Linked DNA regions of Homo sapiens: region 1 is linked to region 2. A link is a loop called in an ENCODE intact Hi-C map of the cell type or tissue named here. Cell type or tissue: prostate gland. All regions are shown on one strand.

Region 1 (8,000 bases), 53 kb after region 2:
CCAAGCCTCTAATTTAACTTTTGCTTATTCATTGTAAGACTTGGCTCAACCACCTGTTTTTGCCTTCGTCAGCAATCTCTTTCTCTATAGGCTTTTCCTCCCCAACCAACAAAAATACTCATTTTTTCCCCAGTCTAGAACAATAACAAGCAAACATTACTCTAACTCTGTTATCCCCATAAGCGAATGCCTTCTGTCCTTCCACCAAGCTCCAGTGATGTGGCTTCTACCCACAATGCATGCTGCCCTTGGAGACGTCGACTGTGTGATCCGCAAACCCCATGACCACAGCTCAGCCTCCATCCTCGTCGACCTCTTCACAATGGTTGACACTGTTTGCCCCTCCTGCCCACAATCCCCTTCCTCCTTGGGATTCATGGTCCTGCACTCTGGTTCTCTCCAGTGTCTGCCTGCTGTTTCCTTTGCAAGTCCTTCCTTTCTTGTCCTACCTCTGGATGAAACAGCTCCCAGAGGGCTACCACCCATCGCCTGTGCCATTTCTGTGCTCTGCTCGCTCCCTGTGGGTTCCCTTTCACTGCCACTGCCTTGGCTGGTACCATCCACTCCAGCATTGGATTCTTTTCTAAGCTCCATGCCTGGATTTTCCCTTGCCTTCTAGACACTTCTACCCAGATGCCCATCTGTCACTCTAAAATCATCATCTACCTTCTCTTTCACCTAACAATATTCCAGTCTCCCCAACACCCAGTTTTGATTCTAGGTCACCATCATCATTCTCCCTATCTATCATCCTCAAGTGCCATCATTCTCCCTATCTATCATCCTTGGCATTCACTCAAGTGCCAAGACTGGCCAATCTTCCCTTAACAAATTTCTTGCACCATATTTCTCTCCCTTTTTGCATCCAACAGCGTATGTTACCTTATACTGCCTCTCACCTCAACTATTGTGAAAGCCTCCTATCTGGGCCATCTGCTTCAGCCTCACTCCCTTTTCATCTACTGACACTGTGACTGTTCAAAGATACTACTCTAATCATGTCCTTTCCCTGCCCAGAAACCATCAACGGATCTCTCCCACTTACCAAATTAACAATGATGACAAAAAAAACAACAAAAATGAATAGACCAATATAGACCCAGACTACAACTGCACCTCTTCTCTAAATGAGAGGCATAGATCAGTGCTTTAGAATTTACAAAGTGCATAAATAAAAATATGTTATTTAATATTTACAACAACCCTGTGAAGAAGGAACCCTTTCCTCTTTATGGATGATGAACTACAGCTCAAAGAGGTAAGTGACTTGCCCAAAGTCATTCTGCTTGTAAGAGGTAGAAAGGAATTATTTTAATTCTAACTCTGTATCCTTTCCTATCACACCATGCCTACCTCAAAATAGATGCCCTGCTGACTGCCAACCAGTTCTCATCCTCTGGCCAAATAGGACTGCATGACTAAGTCTGATTGTTTCTTTCCTTTTTTTTTTTGAGACAGGGTCTTCACTTGCTCTGTCACCCAGGCTGGAGTACAATGATGCCATCACAGTTCACTGCAGCCTTGACCTCCTGGGCTCAAGTGATCTTCCCACCTCAGCCTACTGGGTAGCTGGGACTACAGGCACATGCCACAACACCTGGCTAATTTTTATATTTTTTTGTAGAGATGAGGTTTCGCCATGTTGCCCAGTCTGGTCTCAAACTCCTGGGCTCAAGTCATCTGCCCTCCACAACCTTCCAAAGTGCTGGGGTTACAGGTGTGAACCACCACGCCTGGCCTCTCTGTGTATATACATTCATGCATCTCCATGTCTGAAACTTCTTCCCCTCATCCTACAGCTCACCCAAAATGCATGTCAAAAGCCACCTCTTCTATGTAGTCTGTTAATCCCACCCTAAGCTCTAAGCTCTATTTGCATCTCTCTTGTAGCACTGCTCTTACTATGTCCTGTATCATAATTATTTGTATATTTGTTCATCTGCCTAATCAAGAGCATCATGAGAACATGGGTGGTGGAATCACTTAGCTCCAGGTTTAAATCTTTCCTCTACCACCTTATAGTTGAGTGATTTGGGCTTCAGGTTATCTTTAAAATGGGTATGAATCATGCCTGTCTCATAATATGGCTGTTGTGATGTTGGTTCAGAACACATATGGATGGTGTCCAACAGTGTCTCCTGGATAAGCACTGCTTTCCCATTTCCTCTTCCCATTATAGACTGAAGCTCCTTAAACCAGGCGTTCTGTGAAATGCATGGCACTATGTTCTGTATACAGTTGGTGCTCAATGGTACTTATGTGAAGATGAGTTAAACCTGGCAACTCACTATGTTCCAGTAATGCTCTGTCTCCATTCCAACTAGATCAGGGGTCCTCCATTTCAGCACCATTTACATTTTGGGCCAGGTAGTTCTTTGTTTGGGGGTGTCCCATGCATTGCAGCATGTTTAATAGCACCCCTGACCTCTACCCACTAGATGTCTGTAGCAGCCCCCAAAATTTCTCCAGACCTCACTAAATGTCTCTGGGGAGGGGGGGCAAAGTCACCCCCAATTCTGAACCACTGCACTATATACCCTGAGCACCTTCACAAAATCCAGACAACTGGCACTGAGAATCTCCCTGCAACGGGTCTACGACTGCAAAGAGGAGTAGGGAAAGTGTTTGTATTCACGGAACTCAAGAGAGGAGAAGGCATTTCTCTCTTTGTCTCTTTCTGTGTCTTCCGCTGTCTCTCTATCTGAATCTCTGTTCCTCTCCCGAACTATCATATGAACAAAGAAGCTTAAAAAGAATGCCAATAGTAACCTTTTGGAGGGTGGGATGAAGATTTCCGAGTCAATTTCAGAAGATGAAGTTTAAACAAAACCAAGGGTTGCCACCTGAAGGAAAACTAAAGCCGGAGGGTTGCAGAGGTTTTCTGTTTTCTGCCCTGGGGCTCTTTTCTGAGATGCCATTTAGCCTCCTTAAATGGATCAGTGAAGAATTGAGCCAGTAATCTTGGGGATAATGGTACTTTCTCTTCTGCCCTGAATCAGAGTCAAGGAAATCTCTTCTTAGAGCTTTCATCACCTCTTGATGAGTTTATCACATCATCCTTCTTTTCTTACATGTTTAACTCCCTAAAACATCAATAACATTCATTACTCTAATACAGAAAAGGGTCGAGAAGGCAGTCATGGAAACGGCTTGATTATCATAGTGTTTTAAGTGCTAGAATAAGAGGGTAATGATGAAAGTACAAGATAAACTTCAAGAGAGAGAGTGGCCAGCTGTCCAGGAGAAAAGCAGTTCCCGGGCTGGTATTTGTGAACTGTGTCTTGAAGGTTGAGAGGCAGAGGAGAAGTAACAGCATCTATGAAGGGGCACAGATAAAGAAAATCTACCATGTGTGGGGAAGTGAAGGAACTCTCTGTGAGCTACGTGGGGTCCAGGGGCAGAGGGAGAGACTTAGGAAGGACTTGGTAAGTCCCAATCAAGAGTTTGGGGCCGGGTGTGGTGGCTCATCCTTGTCATCCCAGTGCTTTAGGAGGCTGAGGCAGGAGGAACGCTTGAGGCCAGGAGTCTGAGAATAGCCTGGGCAACATAGACCCCATCTCTACAAAAAATCTGAAAAATTAGATGGGTGTGGTGGCGCATGCCTGAAGTCTGAGCTACTCCAGAGACACAGGCAAGAGAATCATTTGAGCCTGGGAGTCTGAGGCTACGGTGAGTTATGATTGCACTACTGCACTCCAGTCCATGCAACAGAGTAAGACCCTGCCAATGAATCAATCAATCAATGAGTTTGGATTTGTGTGGGCCTGCAGGGGAGAGCGTGTGGGAGTTACCGGTAGGGAAGTGAAAGATTCCGATTTGTTTTTGCCCAATTCTGACAGCAGGTGGAGTATGGCCATGGGTGCAGAGTCTGATGTCAGAGCGATCAGGCAGGAGGCTGCTATGAAATTATTCAAGTGAGAAATGATAAAGTTCCAAATAAAGACAGCAGCTCTGGGGGTCCTCACAGAAAAGGCAGCTGGAGTGGAAAGCTATTTTTGAAATAAGAGATAGGCAGAGCAGGAAGAACCCATGAAGGAGATTGAGAAGCAATGAACAGAGAGAGGGCCAGAGAAAGGATGAAGACATCCAGGAAGGCAGAACCGGGTAGGGTGGTGAAGCTGCGGGGAAGTTAGGAAGAAGTGGCCACTAGGTCACGTAACTGTAGCTCTGCTGAGCTCAGCAAGAGGGATTTCTAAGGAATCGTGTGAGGCAGCACAAAAGGGAGTTTAAAGACATGTGCCTGGCAAGGGGAGGTATCTCCAAGGTTCGGGAGAAGATTGTGACTTGAAGGAGAAATAGGGCTTAAGAAGAGTTTTGCTTTGAATGGCAAAGCCTTCAGTGATTTTGAGAGCTGAGAAAGAACTAGAAGAGATGAAAGGCTCAGCATAAATCCAGGGAGGTGTGAGAGGAGGTGATAACAAATGGGCTCCAATGAGAATGTGAAGGGGTTCATGGTGGGGCAGAGAAGCTGCAGGAGGACACTGCCATGTCCTCTTCGGAAAGGCGGCAGGAGGAAGACCACTCGGGAAGGCGTGCTTCCCTGACGGCCTGCTTTCCCTGTGAAACCAGCCACCAGGGCCCTCCTGGGAGGACGGCATGCAGGTGGGGCGAGGGGCATATGGAGTGTGCTGGGAAAAGCTTCCCACAGCAGCTGCCCGGGGAACAGGAAAAGGACCATCTGGGAAACATGAGGAGCCAAGCAGAGGATGGAGACCACTGACCTGGGTGGTGCCAGTCGGCCCGATGACAGTGCCCATGGGCAGCTGGGGGCATCTTGTCTGTATCTTCTTATTTACTCTCATCACACTCTGAGTCGTTGTTTCTGAGACAGCGTGAGGGCCTCCTAGAGGCTCCGGGAGCCAGAGCTGCAGGCTGGCTCCCCCAGTCTCATCTCCGGCATTCATACAATGCCAGCCTCCCCATTCATCCCTTACCAGAAATAATCTGGGATTTAATTTATGGATTTACTACCAAACCCCTCCCCACAAGATTTTGATGGAAATGTGATCTTCAGCAAAGGACAAAACACTCTCCAAGAAAATGATTCGTATAATTTACGAGTGTTCTCTCTTTCCATACTCTTATCATCTCACAGACAAGTTTGGAAACAATTTGCCAGCGTTTTGTGACACTGAGCGCATTTTCAGATATAGTCTACGTGGGGGAATATCCCTCTTGTTGACCAATTACTGAGGCATCACCTAACACTGCAGAGAATACGTGTGAGTCTTCTGACCCTTCCCCTCACCATCCTGTTATCCTAAGACAGTCCTGGCTGGCTGCTTGCCTATCTATCTATGCATCTATCAATCATCTATCCATCTATCCTATCAATCTATCTATCTATCTGTCTGTCTATCTATCTATCTATCTATCTATCTATCTATCTATCTATCTATCATCTATCCATCTAATCTATTAATCATCTATCTAATCTATCATCTATCTATACATTTATCTCATCTATCTATCTATCTATCTATCTATCTATCTATCTATCTATCTATCTATCTATCTATCCGTCCATCCTTCCGTCCGTCCGTCCGTCCATCCATCCATCCAACCATCCATCTACCTACCTACCTACCAACAAAACTACCTATTTATTTGAGACAGAGTCTTGCTCTGTTGCCCAGGCTGGGGTACACTGGCACAATCATGGCTCACTGCAACCTTGAACTCCTGGGCTCAAGAGATTCTCCCACTTCAGCCTCCAGAGTAGCTGGGACTGTAGGCACACAACACCACACCTGGCTAATTTTTAAATATTTTTCGGGTCTTGCTATGTTGCCCAGTCTGGCTTGAACTCCTGGGCTCAAGTGATCTTACCAAAGTGCCTTGACCTTGGCCTCCTAAAGCGCTGGGATTACAGGTGTGAGCCACTGTGCCTGGCCCAGGCTTTCTTTATAAAACAGTGTCGAAAATAACATGTTACACCATTACTTTCCTCACTTTTAAAACGCAACAAAACTGGCCGGGCATAGTGGCTTGCATGTCTGAGCAGGCAAGAATTTATTTTTTTCTCCTGAATCAATTAAAAAAAAATGCAACTAAATGTGACCAGTTTGAGAACATAATTTTAATATGTCATTTATAAATTCAGTATTGTATTAGTTTTGTAGACAATACAAATACATCGGGCATCTCAGCACTTTGGGAGGGCAAGGTGGGCAGATAGCTTGAGCCTAGGAACTTGAGACTAACCTGGGCAACATGGTGAAACCCTGTTTCTACAAAAAAAAAAAAATTAGCCAGGTGTGGTGGTGTATACTGTAGTCCCAGCCACTTGGGAGGCTAAGGTGGGAGGATCACTTGAGCTGGGGAGGCAGAGGGTGCAGTGAGCTGAGATCCAGTCACTGCATTCCAGCTGGGTGACAGTGGGACCCTGTCTCTTAAAAAAAATAAATAAACTGTATTAAGCAAATAGTAGTAAAGACCACTATTTATTTATCTACATGGTAGTAAAGACTACCATTTATTTATCTACATGGTAGTAAGGACCACCTTTATTTAGCTACATATGGCTTTCTTCCAACTAGTGGGAAAACAGGAAACAAAATGATCCATTATTATCATTGCCATGCCTCAATACGACCGAGACAAGGAATCATACAATTAAACATGATTAAGCTCAGGAAGCAGGGCACATTTAAACATTAACAAAATTTTGTAATTTTAAAAAGCTGGCATGGAAATGAGATTATAAAAAGGTGCAGCCAGTTTCTGGTTATGTACAGGAAGCAGTGATAAAATTAACTATAATGAAAACTACCTGAATGTCTTACTCCTCGGGCCGATTTATAATATGCTCATGCTTCTTGCTCCTCAGAGAGAGAAAGAGCTGCTCAAGTACTCGTGTGTGTGCGTGTGTGTGTGTGTGCGTGTGTGTTTGTGTGTGTACTGTACTGTACTTTTCTTAGCTTTCAGAACAAAGAAAATAAGTGGGTTGGGTGTGGCTGCCTATGCCTGTAATCCCAGTACTTTTGGAGTCCAGGGTAGGAGGATCTTTGAGCGCAGGAGTTTGAGACGAGCCTGGGCAACATGGTGAAACTCCATCTCTACAAAAAATACAAAAAAATTGGCCAGACTTAGTGGTGCATGCCTATAGTCCCAACTACTCAGGAGGCTGAGATGGGAAAATCACCTAAGCCTGGGAAGTTGAGGCAACAATGAGCTGAGATGGTGCCTCTGAAAAAAAAAAAAAAAAAAAAAAAAAAGACCATGGAGTAAGTAGTCTATGTAGGAAGTACAAAAAGCAGCTGGATTTTGATTTTTTTTTTTGTATTTGTTTAACTCAATTATTCAATGAATTACTCATTGGGTGTCTACCATTGGCAGGCATAGGGCACAGACCTGGCAGGACCGAGATGATGAAGACACAGTTCTTGGCCTTCTGGTTTTCACCTTTAGTCAGTTAGATAAGGTGTACTCCCAAATATGGTAGGAAAGGGGGGTATCATGGAAAGATCCAGAACTCCCAGCTGGTGGGTTGTTTAATCTGCTGCATTTGGTTACTGATAAGGACGTGAGGGACAATAAGGGAGGTGAGGACCTGTGGCTCCAAGAACAGGAGCCAGAGGTGGTAGAAGGCACAAGAGGTAGAACGACCAGCTCTGGGCTCAGGCAGCTCTCAGGCCACTTGGCAGGAGTGAGTGGGTTTCCCTGTAACACTGGGCCATGAGTGGGACCCACGGACGCCGTCTGCTCCTTTCTGACCTGCTCCGAGTGTCTTCTTCTGCTTCTGCATCCTTTCTGTTCTTCTACCTGGCTCACAGAAGGCCTGGCACAGCTCAGCCTGCATCTCAGGACCATTCAGCCGCTATTCTCAACCCCTGCTGGGTTCTTAGTTCAATCCCAGGAAAAGAAAGGGGACGAGAGCTGCTGGGTCCCACCTGCGGCCACACTATGGACTGGTTACCCCCAAGCTGGGTGCCCACTCCAGATCCAACAGCCATGGCTGGGAGGGATAGGGCCACAGGACACAAGCCCCTCGGCTGCCA
Region 2 (8,000 bases):
AACTGGTTTCCCTGATTTGCGGAGGAGTAGGGAATTCACGGGACAACATGAAGATAATAAATAGAGTTTTAGGTGCTTGAGGATGCTCAGTCTGCAGTTTGAACTCAGTGGCAGGCCTGGGATGCAGATACGGACGTGGGAGTCCCAAACAGGCAGTGATGTGAAATTGCTCGGGCAAGATGGCAGGAATAACCTGGACCTTGGGAAGAGGACGGACGGTAGAGCCAAGACATGTTGACACAGTGTGTCCACCTTCGGTTTTTCAACAGGCCATTGTGAACAGGAAGAGAGAAATCTGTTAGGCACTGCTGCCCAACTTGACATGCTATTTCACATAAATGCTTCCCCAACTGCAAATCTGGGGTATAGCTGTTAATCGACCCCAGAAACAAAGAGAAAAGTGAATAATTCCCTGAGGTACCCAATGGAAGGTGCTACCAGGCTGTAAAGTAGCTTCAATGTTTCTAAAGCAGTGGTCTACAAGCCTGTGTATGAGAATCAGCTAGGGAGAGTTTTTGTTTGTTTGTTTTGTTTTTAAACCAGTTTCACCTACAGAGATCCTAATTCAATCAGTCTGTGGTGGGGCCCAAATGCTTTAATATTTTTTTTCCAGCTCCCAGGGGATGCTAACATGTATCCATGGTTTGGATCCATGTCCCCGCCAAATCTCATGTTGAAATGTGATCCCCAGTGTTGGAGGTGGGCCTGGTGGGAGGGGCTTGGATCACAGGGGTACCTCTCATGAATGGCTTGGTGCTGTTCCCTTGCTGATGAGTGAGTCCACGTGAGATCTGGTTTAAAACTATGGCACCTCTCTTGCTCCCACTCTGGCCATGTGTGATGCCTGCTCCTGCTCTGCCTTCTGCCATGATTGTAAACTCCCTGAGGCCTCCCCAAGTAGATGCTGGTGCCATGCTTCCTGTACAGCCTGCAGAACCATAGCCAGTTAAACCTGTTTTCTTTATAAATCACCCAGCCTCAGGTATTCCTTTACAGCAACACAGGAATGGCCTAACACCCCAGGTTTGAGCAACACTGTTCTATAGTTACATGCACATTATCTTATTACCATAGAGCAACTCAATTCAAGAATTCAAGAACGGCTGCCATGTTTTACAGAGGTATTGCTTTCAGTAGCAAATTATGGTGATTGGGGACTTACCCTAACATTATTGCCTTGTAGACAGTGTCCTAACACATGTTTCCAGACAAATCTTTAAGAAGGCTGCACCTTCACAGAGCTCACTGGCTATCTTCAGACACCAGGCAAAACATCCCCTTTGAGCAAAGGAGATATTACTCAGCTGAAGCTTGCAGAAAGCAGTACGATGGGGCCGGGCACCATGGCTCACGCCTGTAATCCCAGCACTTTGGGAGACCGAGGTGGGCAGATTACTTGAGGCCAGGAGTTCGAGACTTGCCTGGCCAACATGGTTGTATTAGGGTTCTCTAGAGGGATATAACTAATGGAATATATATATTATATATAATAATATATATATATACACACACACACATGCACATACATATATACACACATATGTATATATAAAGGGGAGTTTATTATTAACTCACATGATCATAAGGTCCCACAATAGGCCGTCTGCAGTCTGAGGAGCAAGGAGAGCCAGTCCGAGTTCCAAAACTGAAGAACTTGGAGCCTGATGTTCGAGGGCAGGAAGCATCCAGCACGGGAGAAAGATGGAGGCTGGGAGGCTAGGACAGTCTCTGTTTTCACATTTTTCTGCCTGCTTTGTATTCTAGCTGTGCTGGCAGCTGATTAGGTGGTGACCACCCAGATTAAGAGTGGGTCTGCCTCTCCCAGCCCACTGACTCAAATGTTAATCTCCTTTGGCAACACCCTCACAGACACGCCCAGGATCAATACTTTGTATCCTTCAATCCAATCAAATTGACATTCAGTAGTAACTATCAAAATGGTGAAACCCCATCTCTACTAAAAACACAAAAGTTAGCCATGGTAGTACATGCCTGTAGTCCCAGTTACTAGGGAGGCAGAGGCAGGAGAACTTCTTGAACCCAGGAGGCAGAGGTTTCAGTGAGCCAAGGTAGCGCCACTGCACTCCAGCCTGGGTGAAAGAGTAAGACTCTGTCTCAAAAAAACAAACAAACAAAAGTAATAGAATGGGGAAAAAGAGATGCCACTGTTTTGTCTACCATTTTCCTTAAAAAGTAGCTGAGAAGCAGCTGATATAGCCCCAAAATGACCATTGTCACACTAGAGCAACAAGATTAGGGAACTGTAAGATACTAGTAATAGTTCAGAGAAATAAACTGTTTTTGTAATTTACAACTTACAAAAACTTTGATATGTATTGTCTCACTTGAATTCAACTCACCCAGAGGTGAGGAGAGCAAATACCCCCAACCTCTTGCTAAAGCATCAGAAGTGAGTCACCTGTCTGTTGGTCAGAGCCAGGCCTGACACCCAGAGCTTCTTCTCCAAATCCTAGATTTTAATAATTAGCATGGTTTACTTATGCCTTAGACCCTCATTATGGAGTGCTGAATGCATACTGTAGACAGATAGCAGAGGGTGCCAGTGAGGTGAGATGGGGCAGCAGCATGCAGAGGTGGCTGCACACTGGGCCGAGTGTCAGGAGATGAGGCCCACCTCTGTGTGGTCACCCATTGCATATGTGGAAAGGTCAACACAACACTTGTGACTTCAGCCTTCAATTTCCTCTGCTGTGAGACCACCAAGCCTCTTTCAGGTTCTTCTATTCCTGCCCATCCTGTTAAGGTGCAAAAGCCTAGCAATGCGAGAATTATGAGCCACTTTGAAGGTACCAAAATACCAACCTGAAACAACTCACAATGGCTGCGAAGAATGGAAAAAACATTTGCCAGGTATTTTAGTGTATATTTACAATTACAGCTTTGAAAATCATTTTTTTTTTTTGGCGGGGAGGAGAAGACTTGCAATTTCTATTTCGCCTGGAGTTTAGCTGGCTTTCTCCCTGATCTATGAGAGCAACTGCCTTTCTCCTTGTCACTGCCTTCTCCTGTTTGAAGGACCATGACAACCATCATGCCCTTTTCAAGTTCTCTGTGATGTCATAAAAGTCCCCAAGACATAATTGCAACTTGCTTTAACTATGGTGTCAATGCAGCAAACAAGAAATCGTGGAATATCAATATGGTTGAAAAATCACCCCCCATTTCTAACTTTACTCATTTTTATGAGGTCCTCTAGGTCTAAACACCTGCATAAGCGATGTCTGTGAGAGGGTGAACACAAGAAATCACACTGAGTTTGTCATGCTTGTGGCCTACGTACCATTCTGTGGCTTTCTGGTTTCCTTCCTTTTTGGTTTTGGTTTCATTTTCTTGGGTGCGATGCCTCTTTGTTTTTGCATTTGTCTGTGCTAGTTTATCCTAAATAAAGTTCCAAATGCACAGGGTCACTATCACTTAAATGATGTTGTGTATCCCCTGGCAGAGCTTAGGGCACACACTTTCTTTTCTTTTCTTTTCTTTTTTTTTTTTTTGAGACGGAGCTTCGCTCTTGTTGCCCAGGCTGGAGTGCAGTGGCGTGATCTCGGCTCACCGCAACCTCTGCCTCCCGGGCTCAAGCAATTCTCCTGCCTCAGCCTCCCGAGTAGCTAGGATTACAGGCACCCACCACCACACCCAGCTAATTTTTGTATTTTTAGTGGAGACAGGGTTTCACCATGTTGCCCAGGCTGGTCTTGAACTCCTGACCTTAAGAGATCCACTCACCTCAGCCTCCCAAAGTGCTGGGATTACAGGCCTGAGCTGCCACGCCCAGCCTTATGTATTTCATTATACAGATTATTATGTATTCCATTTGTAAGTTCTGTCCTATGCATCCTTTATCAGGGACATTTATAATTTAAGTGCATTCATTTCCAGAGAGCTGGCTGTTTAAGCCGTGCACCACTGTTTCTAGCTGGGTGACCTCAATTACTTAACCACTAAGCCTCAACTTCAGTGCAAAACAAAGAAGAATAAACATTCCTTCCTTGAAAGATTTTGAGGATTGAATGCAATGATTGTTTCCAATACATTGTTTCCAGGTAGAGACTCCAGGAACCTCAGTCCCCTTCTCTCCACCCACCTCACCTTGGGGAGAGACCCAGTGGCAGATTCACCCCTGTGCACGCCCACCCCTACTTTCCCAGAGTGGCCCTGTGTGTCTGGACTAAACCGTTACAGGTGGGGAAAACTCACCACTAGGGGGCGGGAGCAAGATGCCTTTGATGGCTGTCGTCCTTCAGACCACGTAACTGATTTGGAATACTGTGACATATTCACCCTTCCACCCTCCGTGGGGAGAGAGAGGATAAATGTGTAAAGTCTGTGGCCACGGTGCTGCATTCAGAGAATCCCACTCTAGTGATCAGCGTTGGCATCCTGAGAAAATGAGAACCACTGAGCCCCAGTTAGGACAACTGTTAAAATGTGATAAAAATCTTCAGCCGACCCAGTTGCCCTTCTGCAAACCCACCTGCTTGTTGTCCTCGGCACACGGCATGCTGTGACTGCTGCTGGCTGCTTAATACATCGGGGCCCATCCAGGTGAGTCTCACCTAAGGAGGAGTCAGCAAAGCAGTCTTCTCCACCCCCATCTTCCTGCCAGATCTCTCAGGATCAGCGCTTACAGTTAATGTGCTACCCGACTTTCCCAGGTAACATGCATTAAATGAGGCTCTTCTAGAAACTGACGTTTTAAGGAGGTGATTCCATTGGCGGCAACCTTAGAGCCGCAAAGGACTGGGGTCAATGACAGCAGAGAGGTCTTCCGGGACTTCCTCCCTCGTCCCTCCTCATCTAGGTCTGGCCCTGGATTTTCCTGGAGGAGCAACTTCCTTATTCTTTTCAGGGGAGCTGACCAACGCCTTCTCCCTGGAGTCTTAGCCAGGTCTGCAAGGATGCCCCTGCCACTTACTGGTGAGATGTCCACTCCCGCGCAAAGGGCGTCTCACTCCTTAGGCCCCCAGGCTCCCATCTGGCTAGCTGTCCCACTGTCAAGGACTTGCTCAACTATTTTCCCCCTTAAAAGCCAAACAGGCAACACCACCACTTGAGAATGAAAATCATCAAAACCACTGTGATTAGTTCTTTGCCTGCATGGAATTCACAAATACTGATTTTGTTGACTGTAAACATAGCTGGCTTAATTTATTTCTGCCAGTTATGTCCCAACACCTCCATTAATGATTTTATTTTGATGAATAGTTTTATACATCTGGGAGGATTCTGGTCATTCTAATGATATCTTCTTGAAGCTCTTCCAAGATGGATCAATACTGACCATAAAACATCAGATTCTTGTTAAGTGCAGACATCCCTCTTTACCTGAAACACATCAAAATGTTATTTGGTGTTCTTGAACAAAACTACAGACAAAGGTGGATTTTTATAGATTTTAACCCTAGAGGAAATTCCTAGGTGTCTAGGTGGTGGGTCTCCAAATACAAGTCTGACAACTGCGTTGCAGACTGCCACCAAGGAAACAATGACAAAGACTTTTTTTTTTTTTTTTTTTTTTTTTTTTTTTTTTTTTGAGACAGGATCTGCTCTCTTACCCAGGTTGGAGTGCAGCAGTACCATCCTCCCACCTCAGCCTCTCAAGTAGTGGGGACTACAGGCATGAGCCACTATAACCAGGTAATTAAAAAAATTTTTTTCACAGAGATGGGCTGAAGTGATCCTGAGCTCAAGTGATCCTCCTCCTTTGGCCTCCCAAAGTGCTGGGATTACAGGTGTGAGTCACCATGCTTGGCCTGACAAAGTCTTAATAACAACTTTGAAACAGATAATGACTCAGAATGAATTCAAATGACCACAAAGACAGTTTTCCTTTTCTTCAGAGTTTATTTTGAATTTTCATTTTTGGATAACCAAGCAGCTCTTTAAGAAGAATGCACAGAAGAGTCATTCTGGCACTTTTGGATAGTACATAAGATTTTCTTTTTTTTTTTTAAATTTTTTTTAATAGTCACATTCAGCTCGCTTGCTCAAACCAGACTCCCACATTGGGTGAGCAAGATGAGCCCATAGGATTCCAGAGTTAATACGTAACCGTATATACAAACAGCCAAAAAACCATAATGGTGCCACAGGGATGGAGCAGGGAAGGGCATCTCTAACGTGTCCTCTAGTCTATCTTCGCTAAACAGAACCCACGTTACACATGATAACTAGAGAGCACACTGTGTTGAAACGAGGATGCTGACCCCAAATGGCACTTGGCAGCATGCAGTTTAAAGCAAAAGAGACATCCTTTAATAACTGTATAAAATCCAGGCAGTTCCATTAAAGGGGTTAAGAAAACCAACAACAACAAAAAGCGAGGGACTGTCTGTTGTCACTGTCAAAAAGGCACTTGGAGTTAATGGGACCAGGATTGGAGGACTCTTAGCTGATACAGATTTCAGTACGATTTCATTAAAAGGCTTGGATGTTAAGAGAGGACACTCAGCGGTTCCTGAAGGGAGACGCTGAGATGGACCGCTGAGAAGCGGAACAGATGAACACAAAGGAATCAAATCTTTACAACCAAATTGCATTTAAGCGACAACAAAAAAAGGCAAACCCCAAAACGCAACCTAACCAAAGCAAAATCTAAGCAAAATCAGACAACGAAGCAGCGATGCATAGCTTTCCTTTGAGAGAACGCATACCTTGAGACGCTACGTGCCAACCTAAGTTCTCAACGACAGCTTCACAGTAGGATTATTGTGATAAAAATGACTCAAGCGATGCAAAAAGTTTCATCTGTTCCCAGAATCCGAGGGAGAACTGAGGTGATCGTTAGAGCATAGCGACATCACGTGCGGTTTCTTAATGTCCCTGGTGGCGGATACGCCGAGTCCTCGGAAGGACATCTGGACACCACTTTCAGCCACCTCCTTGCAGGGGCGACATCCGCCAAAGTCATCCTTTATTCCGAGTAATAACTTTAATTCCTTTCTAACATTTACACGGCAAACAGGAATGCAGTAAACGTCCACGTCCGTCCCACGGCTGGGCTGCCGTTCCGTTTCCTCCACGAACGGGTACGCGCTTCCATGAGAAAGGATATTTGGCAATTTTATATTCCACAGTCAGGTGGGTCTGCGATAGCTCATTTAATGTTAAACGCCATCAGGGGCCTCTCCTCCCGTTTCTGCCAGGGGCTTTTCTTGTCTTCTCCTTGGTCATCATCATCATCGTCTTCCTCTTCCTCGTGGGCAGATCTTCTCTGGTGGGGGCTGGCTGCTGGCTCCGAGGGGGCATCCGCAGTCCGTCTGGTCGTCTCCTCCTGCAGGCTGGGCAGCTGGCCACCACTTCTCCGACTCGACCCCTCCAACAAGCATCGCAGGGCACTGTCCTCGGGGGTACAGACCGTGGTCCCACATTCGCTACCACTCTGTTCCACGTCATCCAGGTACACGAGCTGCGTGTAGGCCGTGCTGTCTGGGGCTCGAGGCTCTTTCTGCTGGTGCTCTTGGACGGGCGGGTAGTTCTGCTGCAGAGACAAAGCATCTCCCCTTCCCTTCCGGGCTGATTTTGGTTCATTCATATCTACGCCAGAGTCCAAACTGGCATCATTACTTCCGTTCCTTCCAGCTCTTTGGAGATCAATGTATGAATGTCTAACGTGAGCGTTGGACCTGCCATCCAAGGAGACGAACCACGCCCGGGGGTGCGGAAGCGGCTTCCCACCCCCAAGCTCCATCAGGGCCTTTTCAGTCAGGAGCTGCACCTCACTGTTCATCTGAGCCAAAGCCGCGTCGTTCAGGGAAGCTGGGATGGAGAGAGACTCCGACATGGATGCGTTCTGAGGGCTCCACTCCCGGGTGCCCGCATCCTGCAGGTGCTGCTGAGAGATGGCCTGGGAAGACAGGGGCTGGGGCTGGATCTGTGAGGACGGGTGTGGGAAGATCCCGGCATGGGGATTGGACAGCTCAGCCTGTAGTCTTTCTATCTCAAGCTGCTGATCAGCCGGGACGACGAGGGGCTGGCTGACA

Evidence for each region. Peaks named below come from ENCODE experiments on the same cell type or tissue, not always from the same donor. Only the 100,000 strongest peaks of a DNase experiment are listed, where the experiment ranks them.
Region 1: a loop joins it to region 2, with 3 times the contacts of the local background. A loop is called at or near these places in 7 of 110 quality-filtered maps.

The regions. Positions count from the first base shown.
Region 1 is chr10:15,258,388-15,266,387 of GRCh38, forward strand. All of the region lies in intron 3 of FAM171A1 (family with sequence similarity 171 member A1), which reads right to left. Among named protein-coding and RNA genes, the nearest start is that of FAM171A1-AS1, 54 kb to the left of the region's middle. In prostate gland, a CTCF peak has its summit at 3,828; a DNase peak (open chromatin) is centred at 3,844.
Region 2 is chr10:15,205,801-15,213,800 of GRCh38, forward strand. FAM171A1 (family with sequence similarity 171 member A1) reads right to left here. Exons shown (of 8, transcript NM_001010924.2): 8 at 5,843-8,000. The coding sequence ends at 7,115. It overlaps FAM171A1-AS1 (FAM171A1 antisense RNA 1), which reads left to right and starts at 2,787. Exons shown (of 3, transcript XR_007062068.1): 1 at 2,787-2,871. It overlaps LOC105376434 (a long non-coding RNA gene), which reads right to left and starts at 1,600. Exons shown (of 4, transcript XR_930699.2): 1 at 1,576-1,600. It overlaps LOC107984211 (a long non-coding RNA gene), which reads right to left and starts at 5,537. Exons shown (of 3, transcript XR_001747379.2): 1 at 4,493-5,537; 2 at 4,216-4,398; 3 at 2,457-3,399. RefSeq lists a silencer at 4,266-4,315. In prostate gland, a CTCF peak has its summit at 4,218 (motif pointing right); a DNase peak (open chromatin) is centred at 4,221.